Linked DNA regions of Homo sapiens: region 2 is linked to region 1. Evidence: read pairs that join two places in POLR2A ChIA-PET (ENCODE). Cell type or tissue: GM12878. All regions are shown on one strand. Links, peaks and the distances in the headings refer to the core of each region. The heading gives the core; the rest is flanking DNA.

Evidence for each region. ChIA-PET counts read pairs that join two places held together with the same protein. Peaks named below come from ENCODE experiments on the same cell type or tissue, not always from the same donor. Only the 100,000 strongest peaks of a DNase experiment are listed, where the experiment ranks them.
Region 2: POLR2A ChIA-PET joins it to region 1 with 14 read pairs; 4 of 35 experiments call an interaction of 5 or more read pairs at or near these places.

The regions. Positions count from the first base shown.
Region 1 is chr22:22,106,805-22,117,710 of GRCh38, forward strand. It overlaps IGL and the pseudogene ABHD17AP5. Among named protein-coding and RNA genes, the nearest start is that of TOP3B, 130 kb to the left of the region's middle. RefSeq lists an enhancer at 4,459-4,538 and a silencer at 4,859-4,928. In GM12878, for the core only: CTCF peaks have their summits at 3,232 and 4,265; DNase peaks (open chromatin) are centred at 4,367 and 4,797; H3K27ac peaks cover 2,026 bases.
Region 2 is chr22:22,036,645-22,047,550 of GRCh38, forward strand. It overlaps the pseudogene PRAMENP, IGL and the pseudogene IGLV10-67. Among named protein-coding and RNA genes, the nearest start is that of TOP3B, 59 kb to the left of the region's middle. RefSeq lists an enhancer at 666-815. In GM12878, for the core only: a CTCF peak has its summit at 7,297; DNase peaks (open chromatin) are centred at 5,627 and 7,281; H3K4me3 peaks cover 1,600 bases; H3K27ac peaks cover 1,142 bases.

The sequences.
Region 1 (10,906 bases), core at 1,363-9,362:
GCACAAGTCTCTTGTTTGATCCCACGCTATGACCTCTAGACCTACTCTTCCCTCTTGTCACCAAAACCACAATCAGGAAAAATTTCTGCAGGCATTTCCCCATCCTGGAACAAGGATCTGAGACTCTTCACTGAATTTGTGACCTTCTATCCAGCCAATATTTATACTGAGCTATTAAGATTAACATCTTAGCCTGGTCATTGCCACACAGGCAGGCAAGGCAGCTCAGGTGGAAAATACTTTTGGTCATCCCATGTGTCTGGGCATATGGCCTTGATGTGAGTTTATGTTCATGCTCAGGACAAGTTATGGGTCAGGGGACTAGTCAGCTTATGGGCCAGGAAAAGGTGCTAAGGTTTGTGGAGTCAAAGAGGGAATTCACACATATTAATGCTCCTTGTTTCCACCTAAGGCAGTTTGTGAAGTCTGTGGGTTCTGTGACTGTCCACAAATGGAGCAGGAACATTCCTTAGAACGGATGATTGGGACCCCACAAAGGAAAAGACAAGAGGAAGCACAGGCTACACAATGAAAATACACTTGGTCATGCCAAAGGCTAGGTCATGCCAAAGGCTAATGAAAGAGCTTTGAGTATAATTCAGTGCCTTTGGGGTTGAGTGGAAAATACAAAAACCATCTTTGCCCTGCTCTCACACCACAACAATCAACACGTTTCCATGACCAAATGTGTAGGATTTCTCCCCACCCCCTAGAAAGCAAGCCATTGGTTTTGCAGCGGACACCACACAGGTGCCCTCTCATTGAATGCAATTCTGACACTATCCACATGGAGACAGGGTCAGATCTTACAGTTTGAGGGCTATTTCCCCAAGACTGTGCCCCACTACTTACGCCAATCCCAAGCCTCAGATTGCTTTACCTGTGCTTCTGTCCAAATAGCTGTAAGTTGAAGATTTCACAACATCTCCTTGGCTTCTATTAATTTGCTAGAATGGCTCACAGAGCTCAGTAGACACTTACAGGTTTATTAAAAAGGATACAACCAAGCATATAGATGAAGACATGCATAGCACAAGGTATGGGAAGTGGTGCACCACCGTCCAGTAATCTTCATGTGTTCAGCCTTCCAGAAGTTCTCCCAGCCTAGCTCCATTTGGGTTATTTTATGGACGCTTCCTCACCGAGGCTTTATGGAGTAAACCACTGCCCATTGGTGAATAATCGGCAGCCCCTCTCCCCTCCACAGAGGTTGGGAGATGAGGCTGAAAGTCCCATCCCTCTAACCCTGCCTTGGTCTTTCTTGTGACCTGCCCCCATCCTGAAGTTACCTAGGGACTGTCAGCCAACAGTCATCTCATTAGCATACAAAAAGACTCTGGTGATTTTAAGTATTTTAGGAGTTGTATAACAAGAAATGGGGTCAAAGACCAAAACCATAATTTATAATAACACAGGGATGAAAAAGAAAGTAGAGGTTGATGATTTCAAGCCCACACTAGTCCTCATTATGACAGATGTGGATTTCCAACCCATAAGAGGCAGGAGGCTGAAGAGCTGAGACGAAACCTGTGAAAAGCAGGGACAGGGGACATTTCTCAATTTCTTGTTACTGAAGTGATAGAGCTCCACCAGGCCTCACTTGGATTGACAAACTAAATTAAAAGATACACTCTTTAAATAAAAAGCACTTCTGAGCATACATCCAAAAGAATGAAAATCAGGATATTGCAGAAATATTTGCACATTTTTATTCATGCAGCATTAATCACAATTTCAAAGACATGGAGACAGCATAAGGTCCACTAATCATTGAATGTTTACAGAAAATGTGGTGTATAGCTGCAATGGATGCTGTTCAAATTCAAGAAGAATTAGGCCGGGCACGGTGGCTCCCGCCTGTAATCCCGGCACTTTGGGAGGCCAAGGCGGGCGGATCACAAGGTCAGGAGTTCAAGACCAGCCTGACCAATATGGTGAAACCCCGCCCCTACTAAAAATACCAAAATTAACTGGGTGTGGTGGCAGAAGCCTGTAATTCTAGATACTCAGGAGGCTGAGGCAGGAGAATCTCTTGAATCCGGGAGGCAGAGGTTGCAGTGAGCTGAGATTGCGCCACTGCACTCCAGCCTGGGTGACAGAGTGAGACTCTGTCTCTCAAAAAAAAAAGAATAATTAAATTTTGCCATATGCAGCAACAGGGAAAACCCTGGAGGATATTACACTGAGTGAAATAAGCCAATCTTAGAAGGGGAAATGCTGCACGGCCTCATTTATATGAGGTATCTAATTTTTTTTTTTCGAGACAGAGTTTTGCTCTTGTCACCCAGGTTGGAGTGCAATGGCGCGATCTCAGCTCATTGCAACCTCCACCTCCCGGGTTCAAGCGATTCTCCTGCCTCAGCCTCCTGAGTAGCTGGTATTACAAGTGCCTGCCACCACACCTGGCTAATTTTTGTATTTTTAGTAGAGACACAGTTTCACCATGTTGGCCAAGCTGGTCTCGAACTCCTGACCTCAGGTGATCCGCCTGCCTCGACCTCCCAAAGTGCTGGGATTACAGGCATGAGCCACCACGTCCGGCCTATAGGAGGTGTCTAATATACTCAACCGAGCAGAAATGGAGTAGAATGCTGGTTGCCAGGGGTAGGGAGAGAAGGAAATGGGGAGTCACTGCTCAAGGGCTATGAAGCTTTAGGTTTGCAAAATGAACAAGTTCTAGAGATGTGCTGTACAACACTGTGCTTACAGCTGACAACACTGTATTATGTACTTAAAATTTTATTCAGAGGGTATATCACACATTAAACGTTCTTATTAACATGAAAAAGGGATAGAAAATACCATGAAACCACTTACAGAAAGCAAGTATGGCAATCCTCTGTCCTTTGTCTTGGGAGAAAGTTTTGGCCAAGAGACAATTTAGGCAAAAAAGAGAATTTACTGAAGAAAAACAGAGAGCAAATAGTTTATTTAGAGAGACAGTGTACTCTGGAAGATAAGGCAGAGCGGGCTGCTGATAGAGAATGAGCCAGCGGCCCGAGAAATGTGCACTGAGTTTTTATGATATTGCACTTTTTCTTGGAGTTCCCACCTCTGTTTTAAGTCTCCACCTTTTTTTCTTTCTCTAGTTTTTCTGCTTCAGCCTTAAGTCCCTGCCTTTTCCCCACATAGTTTCCAGCCCAGGCTGTGGGACCCTCCCTTAACACACACATGGGCCCAGTGTTTGATAGGAATTCTACCTAATGGCTGCATTGCTCATTACTGCCACCCCAGGAAGGTTGTATGGTGGTCAAATCTATACTTACTGTACCTGCATCTCTCTTAGAAATTTCTCCTTTGCTCTCACCCCTATTATCAGCATGCAGCTAGCTACATTCTGACAGGTTAACTTCAGAGTGAGTGAATACTGGGTGTCTTAAGGGGCTTTGTTCTGGCATAGGTATTTACCCTAATCTCTGTTCGTATCTAGCATGTGTGCTTTGGGTGGTCTCTGGGGTGTGAGATTTTCCAGAACTCCCTTTTCTCAGGGGCTGCCCCTCCTGCTTCTGTCTAGCTATCTGCCTACTCTAAAGTTAGTATTAGTATGAAAGCTTTTATGAAAAACATTTTTTTCCAAGAAAAGGGAGGCATTTTATACTGGTGAAATAAGGTGTTCAATGACAACACATAACAACTGTAAATTGTATGCACCTAATAAAATAGCTTTAAAGTATTTGAAGCAAAACTGTCTCTTTTAGCAGAATTAAAAAGAGAAATAATCAATCCATAATCATATACACAGATATTAATACAACTCTCTTATTAACTGAGTGAATGACATGGAGAAAAAAGAGTATACATACAAATACGTGAAAACCATGATTAACAAAATCAATCCAGTGACACCAGGAACCCAAGCCTGAAGGGTAGTTGCTTGAGTATGCATTCATGGATGAACGCATCCAATGAATCATCACAGGAACAAACAATTGAGGCCTTCGTTTATGTATTTCTAACTGATGTTAAGTTTTTCCTTCCTATTCTGTGAGTAGAGGTGGATCCCTGTGGAAGGAGCTGCCCGGGTCTTTGCTCCAGAAGCTGTCTGCATTCTCCCCTCACTGTAGCCTCGTCACATTAGGCCATTGTTATATTTCCCATATGTCCTTCTTCTAGTAATCCAGGAGCCCTCAATGAAAAGGCTGTTTATTAATACCAGTAGCTCAGGACAGAGCAGGGGCATGGCTCATGGATGGTTTGGACCAGGCCCTTAGATGACTGCACTCACATGATTCCCACTGAGACTGCAGTCTGGCCAGTGAGCAGCAGGGGCACTGTGGGTCTGTCTCACGGTCTGCACAGTGGCTATTCATAGCTGTGCCAACCCCTAAACTCCCCAGGGCTGGGCAGTGGAGCCTGCACTCACTGAAGCCGACTCAGCTGCTGCATCTTCTCTGGGTGTGGTTCCAGCACCCACTTCCTCCCAGGTCCTGCCAGACTCTCTCATCCACCAGTCCCCAGGTCTTGAATAAATGCATAGAGTGGGGTGGGGGCAGGCAGTGGGTGGGACACATTTGCATCCATAACCCTTCCTCTGTGAGGCCAGTGGAGGGGATAAGAGAGGCCTAGGGCAGCCACTCCAGCTCTGGACCTCGGGAGGGCTGTGTCCACCATGGCCGGGGCCCCTGCTCCTCCCTGCTGCTCCCCTCTCACTTATCAGGTAGGGACAGGCCTCAGATTCCTGGGAAAGCCTCCCAGTCTGAGTTCTTGCCCCGTGTTCCACTCTCACATTTCATCCCTGCTTACTCACCCATGAGCATTTGTGTTTGCAGGTTCCCCCCACCTCGGCCTGTTCTGACTCAGCCACCCTCCCTCTCTGCATCTCTGGGAAATTCTGAGGCTCACATTTACCCTGAGCTGTGGCTTCACTGCTGGTGGCTAGCACATATCCTGCTACCAGTAGCATCTAGGGAGTGCTCTCTAGTATCTCCTGAGAGATGATATATCTCCAGTGGGATAGATATCTCAAGAGTGGGCTCCTGATAAAAGGATAAAGTTCAACCCTATTTACTCATTTTCACACTCTTCTTTGCCCTTTTTCCCTGAGATAATGCAGCAGAAAGACCCTTGCCAGATTTCAGCATCTGCTTGTGGACTTCTAAGGTCACAGAAATCTCAACCAAATAAACTTTTAGTCTCAGTAAGTTACCCAATATATGGTATTCTATTGTATCAGAAGAAAATGGAGAAAATGGACTAGGACAGCACGTGTAGAACAGTCTGCTAATCTGACTCAAGTAAGCACCATGGCTCCAGGGTCCCCGGTCACTTTTCTAAATCTAAAGATGCCTCAGCCAATGCAGTAATTCTGCACATCTCTGGGCTGCAGCCAGAGGATGAGGCTACTACATATCTCAGCAGCCATGGCACTTCCACAGTGCTCCAGAACCCCAGGGAAGTGAGACTAGGACCTCCCCTGTGTTCTCTCTGCCTGGTGCAATCACCACTGTCCTGCCTGGGACCAACTCTGGCTCAGGGATTGATTCCTGTTGTTACTTTTTCAGCCAGTGTCTAATTTTCCTAGGATATATAGATGTAAAATGTGTTTTTTTCTTAAAATGTTAATTTGATATATTTTTCATATCTTTTCCCCTTATGATGCCTACAGTGGAGTAGGTCAGTTCTTAGAGCTAAGTTTCCCTCCAGGAAGATTACAGAAGAGGAAGGAGATGAATAACCTACACGTGCTGTCCTAGTCCATTTCCCCCATTTTCTTCTGATATAATAGAATATCATATGTTGGGTAACTTACTGAGACTAAAAGTTTATTTGGTTGAGATTTCCGTGGCCTTAGAAGTCCACAAGCAGATGCTGAAATTTGGCAAGGGTCTTTCTGCTGCATTATCTCAGGGAAAAAGGGCAAAGAAGAGTGTGAAAATGAGTAAATAGGGTTGAACTTTATCCTTTTATCAGGAGCCCACTCTTGAGATATCTATCCCATTGCCAGGATAAGGGCACTAATCCATTCATGATGGTGGAACCCTCATGACCTAATCACCTCTTAAAGGTCCTGCCTCCAATTACTTTTACCATGATAATTAAATTCTACCATGAGTTTTGGAGGGGATATTCAAACCATACACATGTCCAAACTAGGGCCTAGACCTGACTTAGAGATGTGTGTGGTCTGAGAACTTCTGATCAGCTGGTTGGTCCAGCATGCCCCAACCCCAGCTCCACTGACCAGCTCCAGGAGTGAGTGAGGTCACCTTCCTCACAACTGCTCATTCCAGCCTGTCTCTGAACTGTTCACTCCTCTTGAGGTTCAGAGGATGCAGGTCTTTGTGGTTCCAGGGATGTTGGGCAAACAGTCTTTTCCACAGTGGAATATGACTGTGCTTGTGACTTCGCAGTGTGCAGAGGACACTCAGCACCTGCCTCTCCCCACCGACTTTGTCAGGCCCATGATTATCACCCTCTCCTTCATCCCAAGTTCATCTGATACGCATGCCAAGATTTCAGTGAGGCTGGGGACACATAAGGATGATGATACTAAAATGAACAAGTTCCATTTCATAATAGTGGCAGAAGATCAGAGATCTGTAGGGGAGTTGTGCCCCCACTCTGAGTATTTAGGAAGCAACTCTAGGGACATCTTGCTCTGCTTCTCCCTTCTCTGCACAGGTGAAAGAAGGAGCCTGTGCAGACAATCGTTCATTAGAAGCTCCTGCCTTCTTCCTCTTTTCCACCCCCCAGGACTGGATGGGGCCTTTGTAATGGCTTCAAATTATAGTGAGAGTCAAACAAGACAATTGGTCAATGACTCCAACATCCCTCTCAGGGCTGCCTGACATGAGACAGGATGGATTGCATCTGATACACCCCCACCCTTCTTTCTTATCGGTATATTAGGTTTTTCTTATTGATGTGAACACACTCTACATTATACAAAATAAGTTATATTTATATTTCAAACCTGTGATGGTGATTTTTAAATTATAGTAAAAATATACATATAAAATTTACCATCTTAATCATTTTAGGTGTACAGATCATAAGTATTAACTATATTCACATTGCTGTGCAACAGATCTGCAGAAATTATCCATCTTGCAAAACTGTAGCTATTGAATAACAGCTCCCCATTTTCCTGCCTCTTGTGGTGGTTTTAAATACAATGCAATACATACTAGCTGAAAATGGAAAAAAGAAGTATATGAAAATGTTAAATGCATAGCACAAAAAATGAATAATAGGGTCACTTTGGTTATAACTTTAAATGAGAAAACTCAAAGTAAAACAACAATCTATGATATATCATATAAAATGCACAATTTAAAATTTTTAAAATTTAATATTAACAAAAATATATGTAATACACCACATAAGTATTCAATAAAACTAAATACAATTATGTTTAATTTTTTTAAACTGTGAAAAAGATCCTATTAACTTTTGAATATTTACGCAAGGAAACCAAGTACATCTCTTCTTGAAAAAGTTTGATTCCAATTGTTTTTTTTCTTTTTTGAGACAGAGTCTTGCTCTATCACCCAGGCTGGAGTACAGTGGCGCTATCTCGGCTCACTGCAAGCTCCGCCTCCCGGGTTCACGCCATTCTCCTGCCTCAGCCTCCCGAGTAGCTGGGACCATAGGCGCCCGCCACCGTGCCCAGCTAATTTTCTTTTGTATTTTTAGTAGAGACGGGGTTTCACCGTGGTCTTGATCTCTTGACCTCGTGATCTGCCCGCCTCGGCCTCCCAAAGTGCCAGGATTACAGGCGTGAGCCACCACGCCCAGCCAGTTTGATTCCAATTTTAACAGACAGGTGTTTTTGACAACCAGTTTATTTTCTTACTGAAATTTTCTTTTTCTTTTTTTTAAAAATTTTAAATCTTTAATTTCCGTTTTCACTTATTTTCTTCTTGCTTCCAAAAGGAAAGGAGTGCGTAGCTCTGTTGCCTGTACATCGTCCACAGCCCCCGGCTCGGGGCAGGGTCCCCTAGGCCGCCCGGGGGTCCACATGCAGCCCCTGGGGGGCCGGCGCGGGGTGAGGTCCGGGGACCGCCTTATTGCTGAGGTCTGGCCGGTTGGGGCCGCCGCTAGGCGCGCTGGCTGGGCAGCTCCTGGGAGATGAAGCGACGCAGGCGCTCCAGGTACTGGCTGTAGAGCTCGATGTCGTTGTGCCCGGCGCCCTCCACCCACAGCGGCTCCACCGCCTTGGGGCAGCGCTCGTAGAGCGCCAGCCCGTGTGAGAAGTCGATCACCTCGTCCTCCATGCCGTGGATGATGAGCACGGGCGACGTGATCTTGGACACCTTCTCGATGTTAGGGAAGGCGTCGAAGCAGTAGGTCTTGGTGTCGGGGAAGGCGACGGGCATGCCCGAGGTGAGCGGCAGTGCAGCACCACCGCGGCACACTCGTAGCGCGAGGCCAGGTCCACGGTGGGCACCGTGCCGATGCTCTGCCCGTACAGGATGATGCTGTCCGGGCTGATGCCGTACCTGGCGGCGCCCGAGCAGGGTCAGCCGCTGCCTCCGACGCGCGCGCACCCTTCCCACCAGCGGGCGTCCCCGGGCCCAGCTCCGGATGCGACCCTCTAGTCTCCCCACTCAGCCAAGTCAGTGGGTCAGGCCCAGGCTCCACACCAGTCCCGAGGGCCACCCCCAGCCCCCCAACACCACGGCGGTGGGCGAAGCCAGCGGCCCCGCCCCGTTCCCTGGCGCTGCCGTTCACTGGCGTTTCCTAGCAAGGATCTGCAGGGATCCCGCCTACGGAGTGCCCCTGGGGCGGGGGTAGGGGAGGCCCTGGCGCCTCTTCTCCTCCTGGTCACCCCTAGGTGCACACTGGGAACTGTGTGCCCCCCACATCCTGAATGCGTCACGCCTTCCTGCCCGGGTTAGAAAGCCGTTCCTGGTGCACTGGCCAGGACAGCGGACACTCTTCCTTCCTGCAGCCCTTGCCCACCCCCTTGGCCATGAGGAATTCAGGCAGCTGTGTCCCCAAATGTCTCCACCCAATTTTGGACTCTCGGAGTCCCCACGCCCAATGAGATGCCAGTGCAACCCAGGTCAGCATCGAAGGTGGTGGCTGCGGAGGTGGCACCCCCTCCCACCAGCACCTTCCCTTGGGAGTGGACAAGTCCTTGGCCACCTCAGCACCACCAGCTCCCACCCAGGGGCACCCTCACCCCCAGGTCACTGGTGTGCGGCCCTTGACCCAGCTGATCCAGCACCAGTTACAAGGCCTCCTCGTGCCCAGTCCCAACCACGCGGGACCCACCTGCTACCCTGCCCATGCCGGGACCCCACAACTCTCCTCCCACACGCTCTAGGCTCTGATCCCAGGTAGATGCCCTCTTGCAAGGCAGGAGCATGGGCAGGTGTGCGTCCCCTCTGCCTGGCATTCGGACTCCACCAGCGGGCTGTCCCCGTCCCTGGCCTGGAATCCCAGCCTCCTGGCAGCACTCCACAGCTCGCCACTCACCCATGCCCCAAAGGATGCTGCCTGGCTGGTGCCTGTGGCCCCAGCTCTGCCTCGGCCTCCCTGGCCTGCTCCCTGGCAGCCATGGTCAGTAGTGTGCTGAGCCAGCCCAGCCCTGTCACCTGCTACAGGCAGGAGCCCCCAGCTGCCACCTGGATGTCACCACTCAAACGAACGGGACACATCCCCAGTGGAGGCCCTGGGCACGCTCTGGCCTCCCCCTCACAGCTCTGGGCCTAGGTTCCTGCAGGACAAAGTGGCAGCAGGACAGATGGCCGAGCAGACGAGCTCAGAGCTGGCCATGGCGGGTGTGACTCTGCCAGTGGCCCAGGCAGTAGAGACAGGAGGGGCCGAGGAAGTCGCATGAAGTGGTACTTGGTGTCAGCGCCCCACACTGCTGGGAGGCCCCCAGAGCCAGGGTGGTGCCAGGGGACCAGCTCCCAGGCCCACAGCAGGGACAGCCTGCAATATCACCAAGGCAACGAGGACCCCACCTCCCCAGGGCCTCTGACTTCTCAGAGTTGTGCCTGGTCCCCTGCAGGAGCAGGTCAGACCAGTGGGCTGGGCAGGGCCAGGACGAGACAGCCCCAGTGGATGGCGAGCAGGAAAGGCCACCAGAGGCCCACCCGGGTCTCCTCGTCCAAAGCAGCACTGGCCCGGGCGGTGCTCAAACACCGGTGAAGGGCCCAGGCAAGCGCAGGGCTGGGGACCTGGATGACTAGGAGGGCTGGATCTGGAATCGAGGCTGGCCCAGACCTCGGGTGTGTGCTGGGGGTCTGCACCCTACCCTGCAGGCCCTGCCCCAGGATGGCCAAGCTCCGCAGCCACAGGGCCTCGTGGGCCAGGCCTCGGGACCTGGATGCAGCAGCCTCGCCTCACTTGGCCCCAAGTGCTGCCTCGGCAGATGGGCTCCCAGCCACACGTGCACAGACCCCCAGACCACCACCCACTCCCTCCCACCGGGTGGCATCCACGCCCCTGTGACAAGCTCAGCCCCTTCCCGTCCTCAGGCCAGGGGTTCCAGGGAGCCTGGCTCCACAGGCCAGGGTGTGGGAGGACCGCCTGGCCACACCTCAGCCATGTGGAGGTGGCACCTGCACACCCCAGCTCGCCTGTCCGGCTCTCTGGCCCTGTGCATCCACTGTGGCTCCCCTCCTGCAGGGCCGCCCAACTTCCTCCCAGGGAAGCCCGCCCCCCGGCCCCCGGCTTGGTCCCCTCTTGGGTGTGCCCAGGCTGAGCTGCCCCCAGGGTCGCCCTCACCTGGTGCGCAGGGCCTGCCAGGCGGCGTCGATGTCGGCATAGAGGTTCCTCTCGGAAGGCCTGCCCGCGCTGGCACCGTAGCCGGAGTAGTCGTAGAAGATGTTGCAGTGGAGGCGGGAGCCCAGGCCAATGTAGAAGCTGCTCATCTGGCCCAGGTCCACGGCGTTGCCGTGCGAGAAGAGGACCGTGTACCTGGCACCAGGCACGCAGCGAACATACATACAGG
Region 2 (10,906 bases), core at 1,859-9,858, 70 kb before region 1:
AACAGGGAGAGCACCCATGGGCAGGGAAGGTACATTAGTAGCCTCATCCTGTTTGTGAGGCTCTGCTCAGCCTTGGGAATCCCTGTTTATTCAAGGCAGAGAAGAAGGAAAACAATTAACCAGGCCTGGCCAACAGGCAGCATCTACAAGGCGATGAGTTGAGGGCCAGATGGTCAGAGTTGGTTCTGGCATCTCTCAGGCGCCTCTCTCCATGTTGCCCTTTTTTGCGATCCAGGGGTGAGGTTTCACCCCACTGAGCCCCCACCCATCTAGATGGGCTCTGCTGAGAGAAAAACCCATTTTCTAGATGAGCCCACTGAGGCTCAAGGGGCACATGTACTTGGTGATGCACCTTCTTCCTTTAGAGACTGGTCAGCCTAGAACACCCCCTCTCGAGTGGCCTTCTGGTCCCTCATCTGCCCAGCCCCACCCAGATCTCCATGAACCTGAGCTGTGTGAGAGAAGAGGGAAGAGTAGGAGGAAGGGAGGAGTCCAGGCCATGGTGTGGATGTTGCAGGAACCCCTGGGTCTTCAAACTGAGGCTGGACACCGCAATGTTCTTTTTATCTCCCTCAAATTTTTTGGTAAAATGTCAGTGCTTGTCTGGTCCATTATTCAAACCTGATTCTTTTTACCACCATCATAGGCATACATTTCTGAGTCTTCATCCCAGAGAACAGCTCCTCTCTAAAGGGGAGGTGTAGGGTGGCTGTGAGTTCTGAGTTTGCCCCTGGGGAGGAAGCACCTGCTCCACCATGTGCACAGGCCTGTAAGCAAGAGTCCAACTTTGTTGAAATAGGAACCATTTGAGTTTGCTTCAGGCCTTGCTGACCTCAGAAGTTTCACATTGTCCCCTGGTGACCTCTTCACAATGATGTTAGTGGTGATGGAACAATGCAGGACAGAAGGCCTTCCTTACTTTCTTTCAACAAAAAAATGGTGTATTATCTAGCCTGACAGTACCCTAGCTGGAGACAGTGAAAATAATTTACATTTTAAACAAATAATGTTTGTTATTTTTTCAATCTCATGAGTGTAAGATAAAAGTAATCCTATCTCAATACCAAAACAAACAAACACGAAAAACCAGAATCTGAGGAGACTGAAGTGTGTTGATTGAGAGACAGTAAGAATAACTTAGTCCAGCTCCCCTGCCTGGCTGTGAAATCCAATGATCCAGTGTCCCACTCTACAGACAAACCTACAGGTTTTTCACCCAATGCAGACAGAAGACATGGTATTGAATTCATGAGTCCCCGCTGAGAGTCACAATAGGCTGGTGTGGCACAATGCATTATGGGAGGCACAGAATGAAGGGACAACATGTATTCAGTGGATTCTGCTCTCTTATCAGACTGAGTCACTGCACAGACTGCTCACAGGGTTTCTCCACTGCATTCTGCCTCACATAAATAAACACCAAGAGCCATAGGATATTAGTCAATTATATTTTCTCCTTCAGTGTCATACTTGAGATCTCTATCATATTTGAAATTGGACTCAGAGAGCTTCAATTATTTTGTTGCAATATATATTATCTTTACAAAAATTACCTAGACTACTGTGTTTCTGAAAAATAAATCTTACAATTTATTTTACTTCCATGATGGTATTAAACTTGAATGGTTAGCATATCAGCCAGTAGTGTGTCTGGGGCTGGACAACAGAGAGTGTTTGGGGTCCATTCCTGAAGGGTGTGTGTGTGCTCAGAGCTGGCATCATCCACCTATTCTGACTCCTGCCCTCTGCTAAGTCCTCACAGCTGTGAACTTCCAAACCCCTGGGACAACACAGCTCCACTCCTGCTCATTCCCCTGATCCCCAAAGGCACAGGGCCCTGATCCTGACCCAAACACAGAGTGGGATCAAAAAGCTGAGAGGTTGTCACTTGCATAGGTGGATTTTTTTCCTCAAAGAGTATAAAGAGAGGGAGAAAGATTGGGAGAAGCTCTGCGGTAGCTGTAGGCACAGAAGGCAGGAATCAGGCCAATCTCCACCATGGACTGGTCCCCTCTCCTCCTCATACTCCTCACTCACTGTACAGGTGACTAGACACAGGCCCAGGGGAGGAGCCCTGGGAAGCCCAAGGGACTCTGCTTTCTCATCTTGTCTCTAGAACAGTATCACCACTTCTGTGTCTCTTCCACTTCCAGGGTCCTGGGCCAAGTCTGTGCTGACTCAACCTCCATCAGTGGCAGGGGCCCCAAGATAGAGGGTCACTATCTCCTGCACTGGAAGTGCCACCAGCACTGGGGGTGGTTTTCATGTTAATGAGTACTAGCAGCTCCCAGGAATGGCTCCATAGCTCCTCATTTGTGAAAACAGCCATTGGCCTTCAGGGTTCTGTCCTGGTTCACAGGCTTCGCTGAGCATTTCTGGGCTCCAGTCTGGGGATAAGGCTGACTATTTTTCTTTATCTTGGCACACAAGCATTAATGCTCACACAGAACTGTAGGCCACCGGGGAAGGAAGACAAAGATATGCTGTCTTTCCAGTGACAGAGTTTCCCTGTGCAGCCCCCAACCCATTCACCAAATAAGTGCTTAACTGTGATTTTTTTTGGTGGACAAAATGTGGAGTATGAGAAGCACTGAAGCAAACATGGTCTAAATAATGTTTCCCAGTCCTCTCTCAATTCTACCCCCATATCCAACCCTTGGCAATAATAAATTGTCATACTGTCATATATTGAAATAAATATCTATATTAGTCCATTCTCACATTGCTATAAAGAACTACCTGAGACAGGGTAATTTATGAAGAAAGGCTCACAGTCTTTAATTGACTCACAGTTCTGCAGGCTGTACAGGAAGCATGAATTGGAGGCCTCAGGAAACTTACAATCATGGAGGAAGGACGAGGGGAGCAAGTACATCTTGATATGGCAGAGCAGGAGAGAGAGAGAAGGGGAAATACTACGCACTTTTAAACAACCAGAACTCACAAGAACTCACTCATGATAGTGAATCTTAAGAACAGCAAGAAAGAAATCTGCCCCCACGATCCAATCACCTCCTACCAGCCCCTCCTCAGCATGAGATTTGGGTGGGGACACAGAGCCAAGCCATATCAATTCCTCAATACCAGGGTCAGGCTTCCCTGGGAACCAAGTCCATCATGGATCAGGACAGGACCAGGAACACAGCACCCACTGTGTCTGACCAAAGAGCCTCAACTGCCAGACGTCTGTCCATCCACACCATTCAATTAGCACCTACTATGTGCCAGCCTTAGGTCTAGGGGCTCAAGAAACAGGGTGGACAAGACAGGAAGTGTCCCTGTCCTCATGGACCAGACACCATCTGGTGGAAGAGATGAGACAATTGAGTAATAATATCAATACAATAAGATGTCATCACTTAGTGAGGAGAGGAGAGGAGAGCTCAGTAATGGTGGTAGAGGAGCCATCAGAGGGTTGGACAAGGAAGACAGAGGATCTGAGCTAAGTTTGTGAAGAAAAGTCCAGATGCCTCAGACAAGATGGACAAGGAGGTGGGAAGCATGATGGCTGTGGGTCCAACTAGGGTCACTGGGGGAGACTGTTTATACCCAGCATATGTTTGTGGGGAGGAGGGACTGAAGCCTGGGTGAGGGGAGAGGGCTCAAGGCTGGCCTTAGGACATGGACAGGATGGTATTGAGTCACGCTGCAGAAGGAGCCTTCATGGGCAAGGGGGCTGGGGGAGGCCCTGAGCTCATTACTCCAACGGAAATATCAAACTGCCTGTTAGCCTTTGTCAAAGGTATCAAAGAGACTTTTTCATTCAAGATGGCAAGAGAGGAATCTCCCTCTTAGACTTCTTTGAGATATTCTTTCTTCATGACCGTTTCTTGCCCCTGGATGAATGCTCACATGGGAGCAAATTACCTCCTCAGTCCCAGGATTTCAATTTGCACACAATCCCCCCAGAATGATCGAGACCTGCCATCCCTGACCCACTGATCAGGAATTCTGGCCTTCAGGACAACTTGACCAGATCAGTCACACCATGTCCCCTGACACCATCGTGGTGACTGGGGTGAACTGTCAGACTGGTTTGGGTAATACATGTCCTGTCCCTGGAGTTGCAGAACCTGTTCAGAAAGATAATGGTGTGGATGGAGGGAGGCTAATTCCAGCCACATCAGAAAGCAAGAAAGACATGGAGACCACCCTTGAGCTGGCACAGCATCCTTGGGTCTCACATGTGTCTCTAGCGACTGGAAAAGGAACTCAGATTTAACTAATTCTATTTTCTCATCTGTCACTCTCCCTTTCACTACTGACTCCTGAAGCCCCAACAAAAGCAGCACTATGGGATTATGGTCATGGAATAGAGGCCTTGCTGCTGAACTTTTCTTTTTTATTCTAAAAAGTACAACACAGATAATGCATATTAACTAAAAATTATAAAAATGTATTTAAATGATGTGACAATGAATGTATAAGGGGTTAATAGGAGAAAATAATAAACAATGTTAAAAAATACAAAATACCAATACACTATAAGAGTTATACTATGTCATGGATTGTATAAATCAGTATTGTAAAGATGGCAGTGTCCTAGGATTAATCCATCAAATTAATATAAGTGTAATTAAAATTTCAGTAATATTTTAGGAAACTGCTTAACTTATTTTAAAACTCAAATTGAAAATTGAGATAAAAATTACCTAAGATTATTTACCAAAAATTTGTAATGGAAGTGATACCAGATATTGAGTTATTTGACCAAGCAATATTAGCTAAAATCATGCATGATTGAGATCTTGACATTTACATAATTCTCTTAAAAATTAGAGTAGATAGGACTGATGATTTTTTATGTGACCTTGGAAATATGGCTAACTCTGTTCATAAAATTAAGTAGAGTACCTAATTCATACTTTTATTAAAAAATCCAAACAGATTTAAAATATAATTTAGAAAAGAAAAAGTTTAAAAACTTTAGTTTGGAAAAATAGAAATATTATTTTTATTTCATATGAGAAAGTACTTCTTAAATAAACCCAAAAGTCAATTCATAAAAGAAAATTTGAAGTATTTGGTTGCAATTATTTGAAGCTTTTTTTTTCCCAAAGAGGACCACAGTTGGTAAAAAGAGAGAAGGATATGCAAGAGTGGAAAGACATTGGCAAGGACAAAGTATTGCTGTTTGCATCCAGAAGACAACTTTGAAATGAGCGAAGACAGAAAAAAAGGAAACCCAGTAAAAATGTTCAAAGGACACAAACAAGCCATTCACGGGTCTCAAAATGAGAGCAGATAAATGTGACATCAAAATATGTTAAATTCCACCAGAGACAAAGAGAAGGGAATAAGATCTTCAAGTAGAAATTGTGGAATGAGCCAAGCATGTCTGTGCATGGGGAGCTTTCCAGGCCTTGCAAAAAGCAAAGAGAGTAAGAAAAGAGCAAGAAGGGAGTGAGAAGCCCTTTTGTAGAGAAACCAAGAAAAGAAAGTTTAGAGTGTTAGAGCCTGGGCCAGAAAGATAAAAGAGAGAGAAGAGGTAGATAATGTGGGATTTGAGTGACCTTTGATTCCTGTGGGCATACTTCTGAGTAAGACATGAAGCCACTGAGGGTGGAAAGCTGTTAAATGATATTGCAAATTTAAATAAAAAAAAAAGATGCCAGTGAGGATGTGGGGAATCCCAAACTCTCACTCACAGCAGGTTGTAAAAACAAATTCAGCTATTTTGAGCAAAGTCCCTCAGCACGAAGATACCTTAAGAGGGTGAGCATCTGTCTTGCACCAAGTCCACTCTGTACAGAGACACAAGGAAATGTTTATGAGAAGGTCCTTACTAGGGGAAAAGTATAAAAAACAAGCTAGTTGTCAAACACAAGGGGAATTTATAACCTGCAGTTAGCTGATGGAATGCTAACTAGTTGGAAGTAATAAAATAAAAGTATTATTATGAGTTTCAAAGGCAATAAATATATAAATAAAATTAAAAAGCCAAGAGCTAAAGAAATAAATTATTTTAAAATATGAACATGCACTATAATTTTTTTTAAGTTTATACCATGAGCTATTTGAAAGTTAGACTGGAAGCACATTATATACACTTATGTAAGAGCCTCTGAAAAAGATGGAAACACATACGAAGGTTAAAAGATAATTTAAAACAATAGAGAGTTATTTCAGTAGCTGAAGATATGAGTGCCAATAAAATGAATGCGATTCAACCCTGTGAGCATTGCTTTCATAAAAAAATTAAAACAGAAAATGAATATTAATAGATGACTTAAGTGAAATCACAATGTATGTGGTGATACAGCTGAAAGACAAACGTTTTGTTAGTAAGAAGGGCATCGCTAAGCCTGATGAGTGCTTTGTTTAGAATTCCCAGCTACCCTGGATTCCTCTCCAACCTCATGAACAGCTTCAGAAAAGAGGATCAGGACAACCGATGCTCCTCTCATTGAAATGCCCGGATGTGGCAGAGAGGCAGGAAATATTTTGGGTCTGAGGACAGTGAGGATCATCACTGAGATGATCCTGCCCAAATGAAAACCACTCAGGGCCTCCAAGGGAGTTCAGCCATCAGCTCACTGGACTAGGTTTGGGATGCAACACTGACCTGCCCCGACCCAGAGTCATAATGAGCCAGGCCACCTCCACCCACTGGGTCAGCTCATCTCCTCTTTATCTTTTCTCCTTCTGACCTGTGAGTACCCAGATCAGGGTGGACAAGTAAGAGACACATAGCAAGGTCTTATGTGAATACAGTGACTCTACCTTACGACGTTTTTGGGAGATACAAAGGTACTTAGAGGAGCTCAGTTTCCAAAGCAGTGCTCCAGGAAGCTGGAAATCTGCACTATGCTCTGGGCTCCTCTCCTCCATCTCCACCCTCACTATTCAGGTGAGAAAGAACCTTATGTCGGGGGATCCACACCCAGCTCTGCTCCATACCCCCTCACTCTCTGGCTCACTGGGTTGTAAACCTGCTCTCATGGCCCTCTCTGTCCCCCTGCAGTGTCTGTGGCCCAGGCAGGGCAGACTCAGCAGCTCTCTGTATCCAAGGGCTTGGGATAGACAACCACACTCACCTGCACTGGGGACAGCAACAATGTTGGCAAAGATGGAGCTGTCTGGCCGCAGCAGCACCAGGGCCATGCCCCCAAACACCTGATCAACAGGAAAAACAGCCAACTCTCAGGGATCTCAGAGAGATTCCCTGGCTCCCGGTTAGGAACATGGCATCTCTGACCATCTCTGGCCTCCAGACCAAGGACAAGCCTGCCTATTACTGCTCAGCCTGGGACAGCAGCCTCAGTGCTCACACAGCGCCTCAGGGGAAGTGAGACGAAAACTCAGGAGCTCCCCTAGCTTCACTCGGTATGCGGGGGCGTCATAGAGCACTGTTTAAACTAAACCAAAAATGACAAGGGCTGGTTTCCACGTGACAAAGTGTGTGCTATTCAAAACTATTAAAAATAATATCATAAGTTAAAATAACTAAATCTGCAGTATTAATGAATATTTATAGGAAACATTGTTGTGAATATATTTGTGGCTAGATACTTACATGAACATACACATGCATTAATCAGTAGTAAAAATGAATGCAAGGGTAAACTAAGGAAATATTTATTTTCCCAGATTTTCCTTCTCTTTTATTTGGAGATGCTGGACTAAATGCTCAGAGGTTCCGGTGGTCTGCCTTTGAGTGTGTGTTCAGCAGGGTCACCTCAAGCTTATCCCACCTTCTTATGACCTGGGCCCATGCCTGTCCTCTCATTAGAATCCCCTTTCCCTCTGTCACAGAGCTCTCTTTATTCCTTCTACAGACCCAGACTTGTTCCTCACACTTAGTTGAGGCTTCCTGGGCCCCACGTCCCTGTTTGCCCCCAACACCCACACAAGACAATGATCCCATGTGTGTGCTCTTGTTGTGCCCTTTCCTTATCCTCTGACATACCTCAGGCAGTATCTGGAAAGAACAAATGAAGTGGGAGCGTTAGCTTGTAGTTGAAAATGATTTTTGATATTTTGGGGAAAATATCTGGTTTAAAGATAGTTTTCCATCGAGATAAAAATGCATGTGTGACAGCACCACATTTCTAATGGCGGACCAAAGCCCCCCACATCTTTGCCCCCCACATGGCTCCAGGGACATTGACTTGTTAATATACAACCCAGGAGAGAGCACTGTGTCCTATGCAACTGCAATGCAGAGGCAGGTTTCTGCCCGCTCCTCCAATGAAGTGAGTAGCAACCCCAACCCCATCTTCACCCATCATTTAGATGACCCCCATACAACCACAACATAGAAACACATTGATCAAAGGGCCTTTTTCTCTTTGCAGAGACCCCTATTTGTTTATTTGGCATGTGAGATTTTAGACTTTTACCAACAATTAAAATATACTTTATTAGAAAAGTTACACTTCTTAAGAAACTCTGATTCTTACTGTGAAGTTAATACCTAATGCATCCTATAAGCATAGTAAGTGGAAAATTGTTCTGTAAGGAGAAGATTAATCAATGAAATAAAATACAAGTATTTGAGAGCAATCTAATAGGTAAAAGATTAGAGGACATAATTGTGAATGCCAGGTGCAATATAAAGGAAATGTGGGCCGGGCATGGTGGCTCAACCCTGTAATCCCAGCACTTTGGGAGGCCGAGGTGGGCGGATCACCTGAGGTCAGGAGCTCGACACCAGCCTGGCCAACATGGAGAAACCCCATCTCTACTAAATATACAAAAATTAGCCAGGTGTGGTGGTGCATGCTTGTAGTCCCAGCTACTCAGGAGGCTAAGGGAGGAGAATCACTTGAACCCAGGAGGCGGAGGTTGCAGTGAGCCAAGATCACACTATTGCACTTTGGCCTGGGTGACAGAGTGAGGCTCAGCCTAAAATAAAATAAAATAAAATAAAACAAAGGAAATGTGAATACCTAGAGTTGATTAAATTGTGGCCCCTCACCTTCAACACTCGAAAAGCTCAGAGTGGGTAGAAAAGCTTGTTGAGTTATCTTCTGATGTCATTGACAAGATAAATCAGGGACAATAGAAGGAATATGTGGAAAGAGGTGCCAGAGGCTAGAGGGGAAAGTGTGAAGTAGCCAGCAGAGAGGAGCCTGCTGGCTGACTACTTGTGTTAGTAGTAGCAGGTGGTGTTGACGCCATCTCCCAGGGGAAAACCCTGGGAAACAGGAAAGCTAAAAGCAGGCTCACCATCCTCATCCCTAACAGAACCACTGAAGTGAGCACACCAGAGTGTGGGGTTCCCTCCCGGCTCTTCAGATGACATTGTTATTTGGCACCAAGCTGATGTTAGTATGTTCTTTATAAATATATATTGCACAAAGAATTGCATAAAACCTTCAATAATTTAATGAGGACTTTCTCACTTAAAAAGGTTTTTATGTCTCTTCTGTGGCCCCCATAGGTAGCCGGGGATCCCTCACTGCATTTCAGTCTGACAACTCATCACATGGACAGAGTCCACCGTGTGTGACTGTGTGTCTGTGATAATAGGTGGCAAAGCTTCACTGTCATAGCCGCACCTGCTTCATTGCCTGGTGCTTGCCTTTCTGAAATAGGAAAATAAACTCTTACCAATGTGTCATAATTAGGTTCTATTTAAAATCTCCTACCAAAGTTAAGAGCAGCCTGCACAACTGGTCCACAAAATGAGAAACCTCCAATTTATTTGGACTCTTTTCTCTACCCTACCCAGTGATCCAACTGGTCACCAGCCATGTGGATTCTCTCTCCAAAACGCTTTTAAATTCAACTCTCCTGTTTACTTTCCATTCTCATGTCTTATGTCAAATATTCATGTCACTTACCTAGTTCTGATCAGTTCTCTGGCTCCATGGACAGCTCCCCCAACTCTGCCTCCCTGACCGTCTCTGGGCTGCGGATTGGAGATGAGGCTGACTTCTCCTGTCAGTCTCATGATGAAAGCTACAATCTCACAGTGCTGCAGGCCCATTGGGCAGTGACAGGAAAACTCCCCAGAGCGCCCTCACCCTGAGTCTGCCATCAGCCTCTCCCCACCAGCATGGGTTGCTTTTTCCTGTCCCCTGTTTGAATGTTTGAATTCAAATTTTCTGTTTATGTGTCTCTCTATTTTCTTTCCAAAATACACAACTTTTTCTTTCTTGTCTTCATGGATGGTTTTTCTGGTCCCTGTGAAATTACTTTATGAAGAATATTTAGTTTAAAACATGGCTTCTGAACATTGTCATTTTAACATTGTGCACTGGGTCATTCATTGTGTGAGGGGGGCTGTTCTGTTCATGGTTGGACATTTATAAGATTATTGGGACTCACACATCAGATGCCTATAGCACCCTAATTCCCAAATTCTAACAAACAAGCAAAAAATGTAGACATTGCAAAATATCCTAGGGAGACAGCACTGCAGAATCACCCTTGTCTGAGAACCACTGGATTAAAAGGACATGGTTTCACGTATTGGGCAGCCTTTTGTGTTGAACCCTCCTTATCCCATTCCACTGAATATAAGGCTACATGCATTATATCTCGATAGTTCCAAATTTCCTCTTAAACAAATGTGTGGGATACAACTCCAAAGGTTATGTTGACAGATGAATAATCCTCTGAACACCATTAGTTCAGAAAACCTGCTACCCAATGTACAGCATCTCTTGCTGACCAGAGTGTGGAGTGAAACATTTGACCAAACTGTGTGCATAATTGCTAATTCAAATTTTTAGGTAAAACACCTAAAACATAACACATTCTTCTCTACTTATCCTCTTAGGGGTTGCTTTTCAAGCATGGTGTACAAAATTATGACAAGGCCTCGTATGTGTGGAGTTTACATTTTAGAATGGGTAGACGACAGTAGACAAGAGCAGCCTCAGAACTGAGCAGTCAGTGAAGTCCTTTTTTTAGCCCTAGCGCTGGATGCAAATTTTACCAGCTGCCATTTGTGTTT